Regions from separate parts of the Homo sapiens genome. Here regions 1 and 2 are each linked to region 3. A link is a contact called in ENCODE Hi-C or POLR2A ChIA-PET data. All regions are on one chromosome and are shown on one strand. Each heading gives the region's core, a stretch centred on a gene start or an enhancer-like site at or near the end of the contact. The rest is flanking DNA. Distances are from core to core; before and after follow the strand shown. Region 1 holds the start of MAP6-AS1 (MAP6 antisense RNA 1). Region 2 overlaps MAP6 (microtubule associated protein 6). Region 3 holds the start of MAP6 (microtubule associated protein 6).

Region 1 (3,775 bases), core at 701-3,200, 86 kb before region 3:
ACCAACATGGTGAAATCCTGTTTCTGCTAAAAATACAAAAATTAGCTAGGCGTGGTGGTGTGCGCCTGTAGTCCCAGCTACTCGGGAGGCTGAGACAGGAGAATCACTTGAACCTGGGAAGCGGAGGTTGCAGTGAGCGGAGATTTCACTACCACACTCCAGCCTGGCCGACAGAGTGAGACTCCATCTCAAAATAAATAAATAATAGTACCCATCACAAAACTTCAATATGTAACGACATTTTGCCCATTTTGTTCAACAGATTCTAAATCCATATTGCAGGGAAGCCGTTATGGTCTCTAACCCTGTTAACTCTTCATCCTTGATGTCTTCCCCAAGGTGACATTCCTTTCTAGTTTTCTTCTGACTCCTCTGCTGCTTTAGGGCAGCCTCCACTTGGGGGCTCCTTCTTTTGCCTGTCCCCTGAATGTGGGTGTTTCCCAGCGCTCTGACCTGACCCCATCCGTCTCTCGCTTTCCACACTCCTGCTGGGTAAACTCACCCTCTCTCATAGCCTTTTTACCTTCTGTGGGTTGGCGAGGCTCACATTTCAATGAGGTCTGCATCTCCGCCTTCAGCTCAGACCCTTTTCCCAGTCTCAGACCACCATGTCCAGAAGTCTGGACACCAAATTGAGTCCATCCTCCTGCCAAAACAAGCTGTTTCCTGGATTCCCATTAATCCACACAACAATAGAGATCTACTCATATTTATTAGATACCAATTTTTATGTAAGAAAAAAATGTAAGATTCTGGAACAAGCCAAAGAAATTACTGCTACATGAAAAAGATGGACAATAACAAGTGTTGGTAAGGATGTGGAGAAACTGGAACCCTCCTACACTGTGGGTGGGAATGTAAAACAGTGAAGCCCTGGCCCACCCAGAACCAGAATAAACGCCGTAGAGGATTTTTCCCCTTTTCCCCCCACTTCAAGAGATGGGCTCTTGAGCACAGTAGAATGATCAGAGCTCACTGCAGCCTTGAGCTCCTGGGTTCAAGCCTCAGCCTCCGAAATAGCTGGAACTACAGGCATGCACCACCACACCCAGCAGAGGATGTTGAACTGATGGCCCAAGGTGGAGAGGGAGTGAAAGTGCAGGTGCTTTGATGGATGAGGGATGGAGTGGCTTCCCTCCGGGAATGAAGGTGTGCAGAAAGGGCCACGCGCCTGCGGGCTGGGTTGCAGGGCCTCTGAGGGATGGGCTCAGATGTGGAAGCTATAGGAATGCCTGGGCAAACTGGGCAGAAATACCACAACCTGGGCAGGCTTTGGGAGGTCCCCAGCCAAGCCCTAGGGAGAGGGAGAGGGGCTGCCAGCCCCCCGGCTTGGGCTCAGGGAAGCCATAGTGATTCTTCTCAGGATGGCCTGAACCTCCTGGAATTGTGATAAGCCCCAAAGACAGGATGAGGCTCCAGGAAAATGACTAATATCAGATTTCCTGTCAACCGTGGCAACGAGAGAAGGGGGCTCCCAGTCTATTTAATTAGATTTACCAAAATAAAGACGTGGCATTTCTTACACCTGAGTGCCATGCTGTGATGCATAGACTGAATTACAAATTGTGAGATGGGTGAGGTAAGAGGGGGTGGCCATAGAGATAGTGAAAAGTGGGCAAATTTGCTATTTAGCAGGAAGGCCAGGCAGGTCTTACTGATAGTTTGGAAGCTGAGGGTCGGAGACTGGTACTGAAAAGGATTTCCCGGTTTCTGGCTGAGAACTGGGTCAACCCGAGTGCATTCCCACCCACTTCCTCTAGACCATCCATCCACTCAGCGGCACAGACTCCCGAAAGTGTCGCTCCAGTCCGAGTTGGCTCCTGTCCCTTGTCCACATAGACCGTCTCCCCGCTCCCCCAATATGGCACAAGGTGCCTAGGCCGTGTGGGGCGTCGGCAGGTATCACGGGTGGGGTCCATTGTGTGAGGACTAACATCGCGGCCTTTCCCCAGACCAGCCACCGGGGACTCCAGAGAGGCCTCGGCCCAGCTCCCGGAAAGGGTCTCCCAGCCAGGCCTTCTAGCGGCCCAAAGCGGGTAGGCAGAGCGCAGATACCGGGGCCTCTTTCGCCCACCCTCGCCAGGGCACTATCCTTCCCACCGGCCCGATCCCGCGTCCCGAGGTCTCGCGGGGCCAGGCTGCACGGGCGGCGGAGCCCGGAGCCCGGGGCGGGGCCGGAGATGAGCCTGCAGGCGGGGGGCTGTGCGAGTGCGCGGGGACGGGGGCTGCTGTTTCCGAGCCGAGAGCCCTGGTAGCGGGGCTCTGTGGGCGGAGACGCCCTCCCGAGCCTGGGCATCTTCGGAGTGGGACTCTCGGGTCGGAGTTCCGCCGCCGGCCCATCCAGTTTCAGCGGGTCGCCTTTGCCTCTGGGCCGGGTGGGGAGCCTCCCATTCCAGAGACCCCCCGACTCCCTGCCCCTCGCGGCGTAGGGGCGCCCTTTCTGCGGCGCCGCGGGGCCGTCCTCTCCCCTCCCCGGGCGGCTGCAGCAGGGGCGCGGGAGCCCGCGGACTGCGGGGTTGCGGTCGCCCCTGCTTTGTGAGTTCCCGCAGCTGGGAGGAAGAAGGAGAGGAGGGAGGAGGGAGAGGTGGGGAAGGGGACGCCGCGGGAGACTGGGAAGTGGCTGCCGCAGGGAGGAGCTAGGCCTCGAGTGAAGCCTGCTTGTAAGAAGGGCCAGGAGAGTCGGGTGCGCCCCCGCCCTCCCTGCCCCACCCCAAGATGGGGACCCAGAGCCCCTCCTCCCGCACTGGGCCTTCTTTCTGGGTAGTGGAGGGCTGGACTGGACTGAGCTGGGAAGGCCTGCAGCTCAGAGGCGCTGCTCTGTGCGTCAGGACCGGCTTGCAAATGAAGATGTTGAGGGGCTGGCTCTGGGCTCATAGCAGAAACTGCCAGATCTAGCGGCCACCCCTCAGTCCTCATCTGCGCCGGCCCTCCCAGCTTTCGACCCGGCCTCACTGTCTCCTGATTGAATCACTCCGGGCACCACAGTTCCCTGGTTCCTCCTTACAGCTCCGGGCCAGCCCCTCTGAACTTTTTCTGGGCGATTCTCTCTGACCTCTTAAGTCCGCAACGCTTGGAACAGGACCCACATCTCTTTCCATTCTGACACTCTCTGAGGGAGCGCAGCGTCCTTCATGTGGGGCTTGTGACCATCCTCCCCCCAGCCCCAGGGCAGCTGACTACCAGGCCCTGTTTCCAGACGTCTCTTCAGAGGTCAAGCCTTGGTAGCCAGTGGCCTGGACATCTGCCCCCGGGTGTCTCGGAGGCCCTCAGGGAAACCTTGTTCTGCTTCTCAGAGATGGCGCCACGGTTCGCTTGGCCTGTGGAAACGTGTGTGTCATGGGACCTGGTGTGTGGGTCAGAGGAAGGACTGGGAGGAGGAGGAAGGTGTCCACATGCGATTTTTTTTTTTGAGACAGAGTCTCGCTCTATCGCCCGGGCTGGAGTGCAGTGGCTAGATCTCAGCTCACTGCAATCTCTGCCTCCCAGGTTCAAGCGATTCTCGTGCCTTAGCCTCCCAAGTAGCTGGGATTACAGGTGCCTGCCACTACACCCAGCTAATTTTGGTATATTTAGTAGAGACAGGGTTTCACCATGTTGGTCAGGCTGCTCTTGAACTCCTGACCTCAAATAATCCACCCACCTCGGCCTCCCAAAGTCCTGGGATTACAGCCGTGAGCCATCGAGCCCGACCTTCACACGCAATTCTTTAGCCTCAATGTGGCCTTGTCTTATCTTCAGGTTTCTGACTATTGGAGCTCATATGGCAGCAAGCTCT
Region 2 (3,539 bases), core at 573-3,072, 65 kb before region 3:
ACACTACCTTTTTGGCCAGTGCGTCTCCCGGTCCATCTTCGCTTTCCCAAAACTTAGCTCTGACTGCTTGCCAATAGTATCTGAGAGGCAATCTAAAAGAGTCAAGCTGCATTATGGAGAGCCCCAGGAAGACTGCAGGGCACAGCTCATCTTGCAGAGAATGGCTCAAATGCAAAAGGTTCATTCCTTCACCTACTCAGGTGGGCCTCACCAAGGAAATAAGATCAAGAAAGTGGTGTTCGTCTTTAGCATTTATTTATAATTGGAAAAACTGTTTGTTTGTTTGTTTTTCTGAGCAAGCACAGACCACAAGCACGTCACAATCAATTGGCTATACATGAATATTTTTGTCATTCTCTTACAGCAGGAATGAAATAGCACCAAGAGAGGTGTGCGCTACATGTTACATAGACAATCTGTGGTATGCAACAAAACCCAGGCCACAAAATCGTAATTAGACACTTCCTGTCTGCCTCAGAGAGGCAAAGAAAGCTATGTGGACCGAATGGGAGCACAGACAGGACAGATTGCTGAGGGAAGCCAATGCGCAGCTCTTGGGGCTGCTTTTGCAGGCAGGGAAACAGCGGGAAAGCTTCAGTCCCAGCTCCCTCGCCAGGGAAGGACGGAGAACCACAGGGAAATGTACAGAGGCCAGTGGGACGAGCTTTGGAAGCTTGGTCACCTTCAGGAAGGCAACACCCAAACACTGCTTGTGGAACCAAAATCAGTTTCATTCAGTACGTTTGGGATATAGAATGAGACTGGCTGAGTTTTATTTGTAAACAGTAGAAATCAAAGGAAGTCTCTTGCCAGTAAAGTGACACATTCAAGAGTCAAAGTGAACTACAAACAGGGTTTTCTCAGTGGGTGTGTTAAGCAGAAGGGGATACTGACAGGTTGAAAAAGACATGCTACAGGTCCTCTAAAGCCTTGGGTGAGGGTAGGAAGTTGGTCCCTGGGGCAGTGAGTGGGGGCGGGGGGTGGGGAAGCCTGTGGGACCCTTATGTCAAACTGCGATTTGGGCAACACCAACTTGACTTGGTCATAGGGATCAAGTCATGTGCACCCTCTGGTTGTGTGGCTGTGGAGACAGATTTCTTTATACTGCCCACCACGCCTAGCACAGTGCCTGGCACACGGGCTTCTAGCAAGGGAATGCTAAATAAATGATCCCCTGTGCATTGTAAACTCTGATTTATTTGATCTGCAAAAATAAATGATTATTCTATGGAGAAATCCAAATTGTGGCTAGCATCAACATGTCTGACTAATGCCAAATCTTGAGAGACTGAACATACATTGGCAAATCCTCTGGATACAATTAAGATCATGTTGCTAGAGCTTTCTGCTAAATGTTAAGATTAGCTGGCAAAGAGTTGGAATCAGTGCCAGGATCCACTCTAGTCATTTCCTGATAGCTTTCAAAATCTGTGACTCATAAACACGGAGACCCACCAGCATTTTCTACCTTCCTTCATACTTCTCCTTCCTCACAGTTTTAAACCCTGAGATAGAAAGGAAGGTCGCAGTGGGCCTGATCAACAACTTCGTTTCTGATATTCCTGTTCTGTTAATAATTATGGCTCATGTAGCACACGCCGAATTAATTTACAAAAGACTTCTCACTCAGCCCCAAGGTGACAACCAAAATGATGTAAGCAGAGACTTTGCTGCCTGAATGGTCGGAGTAAGAGAGAGTTCGTGGAGGCTCCACTTCCTCCAAACCAGAAGGACCTAAAGGGACTTTGAGGTAAGGAACTGTGAGACCCTCACTCTTCACCCCTTTCATTGTAAAAGAAGAGCAAGCCTGCGCCGGGGCTTGACACCGGACGGCAGCCCAGTGTGTCAGAATGCCGGGGACAAGAGGATTTTAAGGACAGGAGATACAGAGTGTGCTGAGCAATATACACGTCATATTGGCAAATATTATTTTTCTGGTAACTATTTTGAGTTCCCTCACAAGCACTGGGGTTTTTTTTTTCACAACAACTCCCTGACTAATTCCTACAACACAACTCTAGCACAGCGAAGGTGGCACTTGCCACCCTTGGGGGCTTTGGCCACACACACACACGACACGGAATATACTGAGAGCTGCTTTTATATATTAATGAGGTCAAAGCTGCTTGCTAATTAGTTAGCAGGGCAGTCTCCTAGTCTGCAGCTAAGTCACAGACATTCTCCCTGACCTGAGGCCTGGCACCGCTGCCCTCTCTGAGGAGCAGACCAGAGCGGTTCAGGAAGGGAGAGTAAACATCGCCACACTTGCCACTACATCTACGCCCCCTTGGGTCTCAGAAATGGAAAGTCAAATTCCAAACACACTATCCCTACACCTTGAACTTTCTTCCTCAGACATCTCCAACCGGTCGCTCTGCGAAACCAGCAGCATTGGACAGGTGGTCGGCCGAGGAGAATCAGAGGAAAACAGCCTCCTCATTTCTGTGATCTTCCTATGACAGCTGGAATGTACCTAAAACACCTAACCTTCTTCACCAGCCCTGATCTAGTTTTAGTTATCAGTGGCGTATCTATGACTCGGTATACAATTTAAAGCCCACTGATAGGAAGCTAAACACAGGCACACATTTCTAATGGACGATTCTATGAAAAGACCACTTAACAGACACAACTCCCTTTTATTGACATTAAGGCCAAGGTTGTTTCTTTTTTTGTTATTTTTGTTTAATATTTCTTCAAATTTTGTCAATTGCTGAAGCCCAGGCTGAGCTTCTGTGGCACATGACGATTCTCTGAATTTTTGAAAAGAACACATGTACCTAAAGTTCAAAATCGACCAGTGACACAGATCTTGGGGATCTGGGAGGAGGAGACCCCACAGACACTTCCAAGCACTGCCGGGAGATTCGTTTCGCCTCTCAGACCTGCCTGCCTTGCTCATCAGCATGCAGTCAGAGTGCCAGGGGAGGGCACAGCCAGCGGCAACGCTTCCTGGTGCTCCAGGGGCTGCCCTCAGGAGGAGGCCTGCCACTCAGTCTGTGAAGCAGGATTCTTCCATCAAAAGAAGCCAAACCAAAGAGCTCCTGGAACACTCAGGACCAAGGCAGATGAGAAGCCTCTAATTAATTTTGTGGCCTTTTTTGGTTTGTTGGTTTAAAAAAAAAAAGTTGGGGGGAGGGAGAGAGAGAGAAGAGTAAAAGGAAAGTGCAGGGAAATTTACTCTTTCGCCTCAGCCAGTTTATTGTTCATCTCTTTGCTTTGCTCCTTGTCGTCTGGCTTGGTGGTACTCGGGCCCTCCGCGCTCTTTTTCTTGGCAGCCTGGCCTGACACCGCCTGCTTGTCTTTGGCCTTCCTCGTGGGCTTATGGCTCGCTGAGGTCTTTTTTGGTTTGGAACTCTGAACACTAGGTTTTTCCACCTGTACGGAGAGACAGACCGCAAATACAGAAACACAAAAAGGTGGGGCGTGGGAAGGAATTTAGAGAGAAAAGATATGGTTAATTAAGGAATGACGGTAATGACAGAGGTTGGCTCAGGTGGAGCACAGTGCATAAGGTGTTCCCAAGGACATTAGGGCAT
Region 3 (3,727 bases), core at 1,092-3,591:
GGCACTCAAAAATATGTTGAATATTTAATATTAACTAAATAAAAATAAAATGTTTAATATTAAATCAATAAAAGTGTGAACAATCCTAAGAGATGTCTATTACCAATTACATCTTACAGATAAGAACATGAGGCCCAGAAAGGTTAGGAAACTTGCCCAATATGTCACAGCTAGGGAGAGGTGGAAGGACAATGACTTCAAAGTTCCAGCGGTGGAAGGTGGGGGGTAATTTGTAAAGATCCTGTGGGTAATCTAGAAAAAGGTATGGTGCTTGGGTGTTGCCCAGAGACTGAGAAAGGGAGGAAAGAATGAAGGGCCAAGGGAACTGGGCTAGGGAGGAGGGCGAGAGGCCACTTGGAAAGAATTCTTCTTCTGGAAGAATGGGGACCCTGCAAAGGGCAACATCCAGGCTAACGCAGCAGGTGAGTTGGATGGGGGCACGACGGAAGCACAGCCTCTGCTGACATTGCAAAGGGTCTCTGTGGGAAGGCAGGGATCTGAGGTGGGAGGGATGGAGAAAAGGGCTACAGCGGTAAAGTGAAAGAGCCAGGCAGGCTGAGATGGAATATACTAACAGCTTGCGCATGGGACAGGGCAGAAGAGAAGGCTTCGACAGGAGGTGGCCTGGGAGGCGGCTGGGGAGAGGGTGTGGCCTGGGACTGGAGGGAGGCTGCACGCTAGGCCTGCGCTGGGGATCCTGGGCCCCGGGCAGCCCGCGGGGAGGGTCTGCGTGGTGACTCCCCCGCGCTAGCAGCGGCCGCGTCTCACCTGTAGGAGCTGCTCACTGCACTCGCCACCTCCTCGCGGATTTGCCGGTTGAGGGCGTCCGCCGCGGCGCGCCCCCTGCCAGCCTCGGGGCCGGTGGCCTGGACCTGGGCCTGGGCCGCGGGCAGCGGCGTCTGCTCGTGCCCCAGGCCCTCGGCGCGGCGCACAATCCAGGCAGGCCCGGCCTTCCTGCGCGTGTCGCGCTCGTCCGCCCCGGACGCCTTTCCGGCCGCCAGGCCACCCGCTCCGCCGGGGGCCGCCTCCTGCTCCCGGGCCTCAGCGGCGGCCTGCACTGGCCAGCGCTCCTGGCTCTGCGGCCGGCGCTTGGGCGCCCCGAGAATGGGCGCCGACGCCTGGGAGGCCGCAGAGATCTGCACGGGCTTGGGGATCCACGGGTGGTCCCCGCGGCGCGGCAGCGGCCAGGCGCGGAAGTCCTTCTGGTACTGGGTCTCGCGCTCGAAGGGAGCGTCGGAGGGCTGGTATTCGCTGCGCGGCCGGCAGCTGGGCTCGGGCCGCTGCACCTTCCAGGCTCGGTAATCCTGCCGCATCACCGAGTCCGCGGGGCCGGAGGTGGAGCCGGAGCCCAGGCCCGGGCCCGGCCCGCTCCGGCCGGGGCCCGCCGCCGGCTCGCGCTCGCCGGTAGGCCCAGGCGCTGGCCCCGTTGCCCGGGCAACTGCATCCAACTCGCCCTGGGCTGGCTGCGTCTCTATGGCAACCGCGCGCGCCGAGGGGGGCGCGAGCGCCGGCTGCGCCTGCTGCTGCGGCGGCGGTGGCTGCGGCGGGGCGCCCGGGTGCTCGGTGGCCTCCGAGTACTTGGTGAAAACCAGCGGCACAGCGATGTCCGCTTTGTCCAACTGGTTCCAGAAGCGGGCGATGCAGCAGGCCCTCGTGATGCACGGCCACGCCATGATGCTAGCTGAAAAGCCGGCCTCCTCTTTCTTCTTGTGGTTCTAAAGCAAGTCTCTATAATCTTCCTTCAGCCTCCGATCCTGACCGGCCAATGTGGTTCCCACCGTTTTCTACCCCCGATCAGCCGGAGCTAGTTCGCCCTCCTCCCTCAGCGAGCACCCGGGGAGAGCTGTCCTAGGAGAGTCTGTAGAGTCCCTCGATTACCGGTCGCAAACGCCTTTGGGAGCGCAGTCTGCTGCGAGCGCCGAAGGGTGAGACGCACGGCGTTCCCGAGTCCCCGGCGAGGGTGTCTGGGACGCGCCCCTCCCTGCGGCTGCGGCGGCGCACAGACCTCGGTCGAGCGAGGCGACGTGAGGAGAGGTGGCTACAGGCTTAAGCCATGGCGCAGAGGAGGGGCCGGGCGGTGTGGCCGCAGGGTCCGCGGACCGGGCTCGAGTCTCCTTCCTGCCGGCGTCCTAGTGCAGCCGGCCACCTAGCAGGGCTGGGAGGCCATCACCTCCAGCGGAGACCGAGCATTGCTGCCTCCGCCGCTGCCCGCGAGGATGCCGCAGCCGCCGCCGCCACCGCCTCTTCTCCTGGGAAGCGACCCCACCCTTTTCTGCAGCTCTCGGTCTCCGCCGCTGCCCGCGAATGATGCTGCAGCCGCTGCCGCCGCCGCCTCTGCCTCTGCTGCAGGGAAGCGGCCCCACCCTTTTATGCTGCTCAGCAGTGAGAAAAAAATCCAGGAACGATGCTGACTGAAAGAGTGCTGCAGAAAAAAACAAAACAAAACAAAAACACCTGCTGTCGTCAGCTTGCGCTGCTGGGAGCTTGCCTTCCCTCCCCACCACCCTCCGCCCTGGCAGCTCCTCCCTCCTCTACTCCCGGGCAACAGCAGAATCTGGGGACGTAGTGGGTTCAAGTCCCAAGCTCGTGAGGACTTTCTGTCCTTGTGCTTGTCGCTTCATCCCCAGGAGTCGGAGGCTCCTCTTTTGTAAAATAGGGCCAATGGGGGGGGGGGGTGCTATTAAATTTTAAAACATGGAGGAAACTCCTAGTGAAATGTCTGTCCCAGAATAGATGCTTTGAAAAGGGGAGCTGCTGGAATTGGTCAAAACCGGCGGGCTGTGTTTGAGCCCAGTTTGGTTGCCTCCTGGTTCAAGCACTTGCCAGTCTTACGCACAGGCCTTGCTCAGATGTGTCGGAATGGGAGCACCAGGGCTGGTGGTGCCCTGGATGTTCCTTTCCTAGGGAATCTTTGCGAAGGTATGTTTTAGACTCCCCCAAGAACCGCCCAGTCCCTGTTCAGTTCAGGTGCCACACTGGGGCAGAGGTAGAGAAAAGAAAATTCTGGAAAGTGGCTTAATTGTGGAGGTTGGGAGTAGGTAGGACCTGTGCCCTAGGAAACGGCAGTGCCTGGCCTGCAGGGGCCTTCTGGCACGTTCTCACTCCTCGCCGTTGCTCTTCTTCTATCTTCAAAGCAGAAGAGATTTTGAAGTCCGAAAGACCTGGTTTGGCTCTGCTACTCTCTGTGCCACTTGGGCAAGTTGAGTCATCCCTGTGTTTCAGTCTCCTCATCTGTAGAATGGAGGAAATACTACCTGCCTCAAAAATGGTTTTGTGGGCCGGGCGTCGTGGCTCACACTTGTAATCCCAGCACTTTGGTAAGCTGAGGCCGGTGGATCACCTGAGGTTGGGAGTTCAAGACCACCCTGGCCAACATGGTGAAACCCTGTCTCTACTAAAAATACAAAAATTAGCTGGGCATGATGGTGCGTGCCTGTAATCCCAGCTACTCAGGAGGCTGAGGCAGGAGAATCGCTTGAACCTAGGAGGTGGAGGTTGCAGTGAGCCGAGATAGTGCCATTGCACTCCAGCCTGGGTGACAAGAGCAAAACTCCATCTCAAAAAGAAAAAAAAAGTGGTTTTGTGAGGATAGCGAAGGACCCAGGGCAGAAGCTTTGAGTCAAATCTAATCTGCAGAGATTCAAATCCTGGCTTTTGTAGCTCTTAACTGTATGGCAGTGGGCAAATCACTGCAATCTTCTGACCTTCAGTTTCATCTATGAATGGG

What was found. A loop is a pair of places that touch in the nucleus more often than their neighbours do. ChIA-PET counts read pairs that join two places held with the same protein, here RNA polymerase II (POLR2A). Pooled maps may share reads with other maps.
Region 1: a loop to region 3 is called in a map of IMR-90, with 5 times the contacts of the local background. The contact joins the promoter of MAP6-AS1 here to the promoter of MAP6 in region 3. A Hi-C loop is called at or near these places in 21 of 168 maps with a recorded cell type or tissue (A673, Caco-2, IMR-90 and 15 more) and 25 of 50 pooled maps. POLR2A ChIA-PET finds 5 or more read pairs at or near these places in 8 of 52 experiments (A673, AG04450, GM10248 and 4 more).
Region 2: a map of ascending aorta shows a loop between it and region 3 (5-fold over the local background). The contact joins the enhancer-like site here to the promoter of MAP6 in region 3. A Hi-C loop is called at or near these places in 12 of 168 maps with a recorded cell type or tissue (A673, Caco-2, IMR-90 and 9 more) and 14 of 50 pooled maps. POLR2A ChIA-PET finds 5 or more read pairs at or near these places in 3 of 52 experiments (OCI-LY7, PC-9 and Panc1).

The regions. Positions count from the first base shown.
Region 1 is chr11:75,581,246-75,585,020 of GRCh38, forward strand. MAP6-AS1 (MAP6 antisense RNA 1) reads left to right here and starts at 1,951. Exons shown (of 2, transcript NR_145823.1): 1 at 1,951-2,036. RefSeq lists silencers at 1,969-2,078, 2,089-2,238 and an enhancer at 2,985-3,564.
Region 2 is chr11:75,602,627-75,606,165 of GRCh38, forward strand. MAP6 (microtubule associated protein 6) reads right to left here. Exons shown (of 4, transcript NM_033063.2): 3 at 3,182-3,378. Among named protein-coding and RNA genes, the nearest start is that of MAP6-AS1, 21 kb to the left of the region's middle. Within about 2 kb of position 1,823, at least 4 of the 41 ENCODE cell types and tissues checked have a DNase peak (open chromatin) inside an H3K27ac peak, as active enhancers do; they include PC-3, ascending aorta and endothelial cell of umbilical vein, where a contact is called at or near this core.
Region 3 is chr11:75,666,697-75,670,423 of GRCh38, forward strand. MAP6 (microtubule associated protein 6) reads right to left here and starts at 2,342. Exons shown (of 4, transcript NM_033063.2): 1 at 769-2,342. The coding sequence starts at 1,673.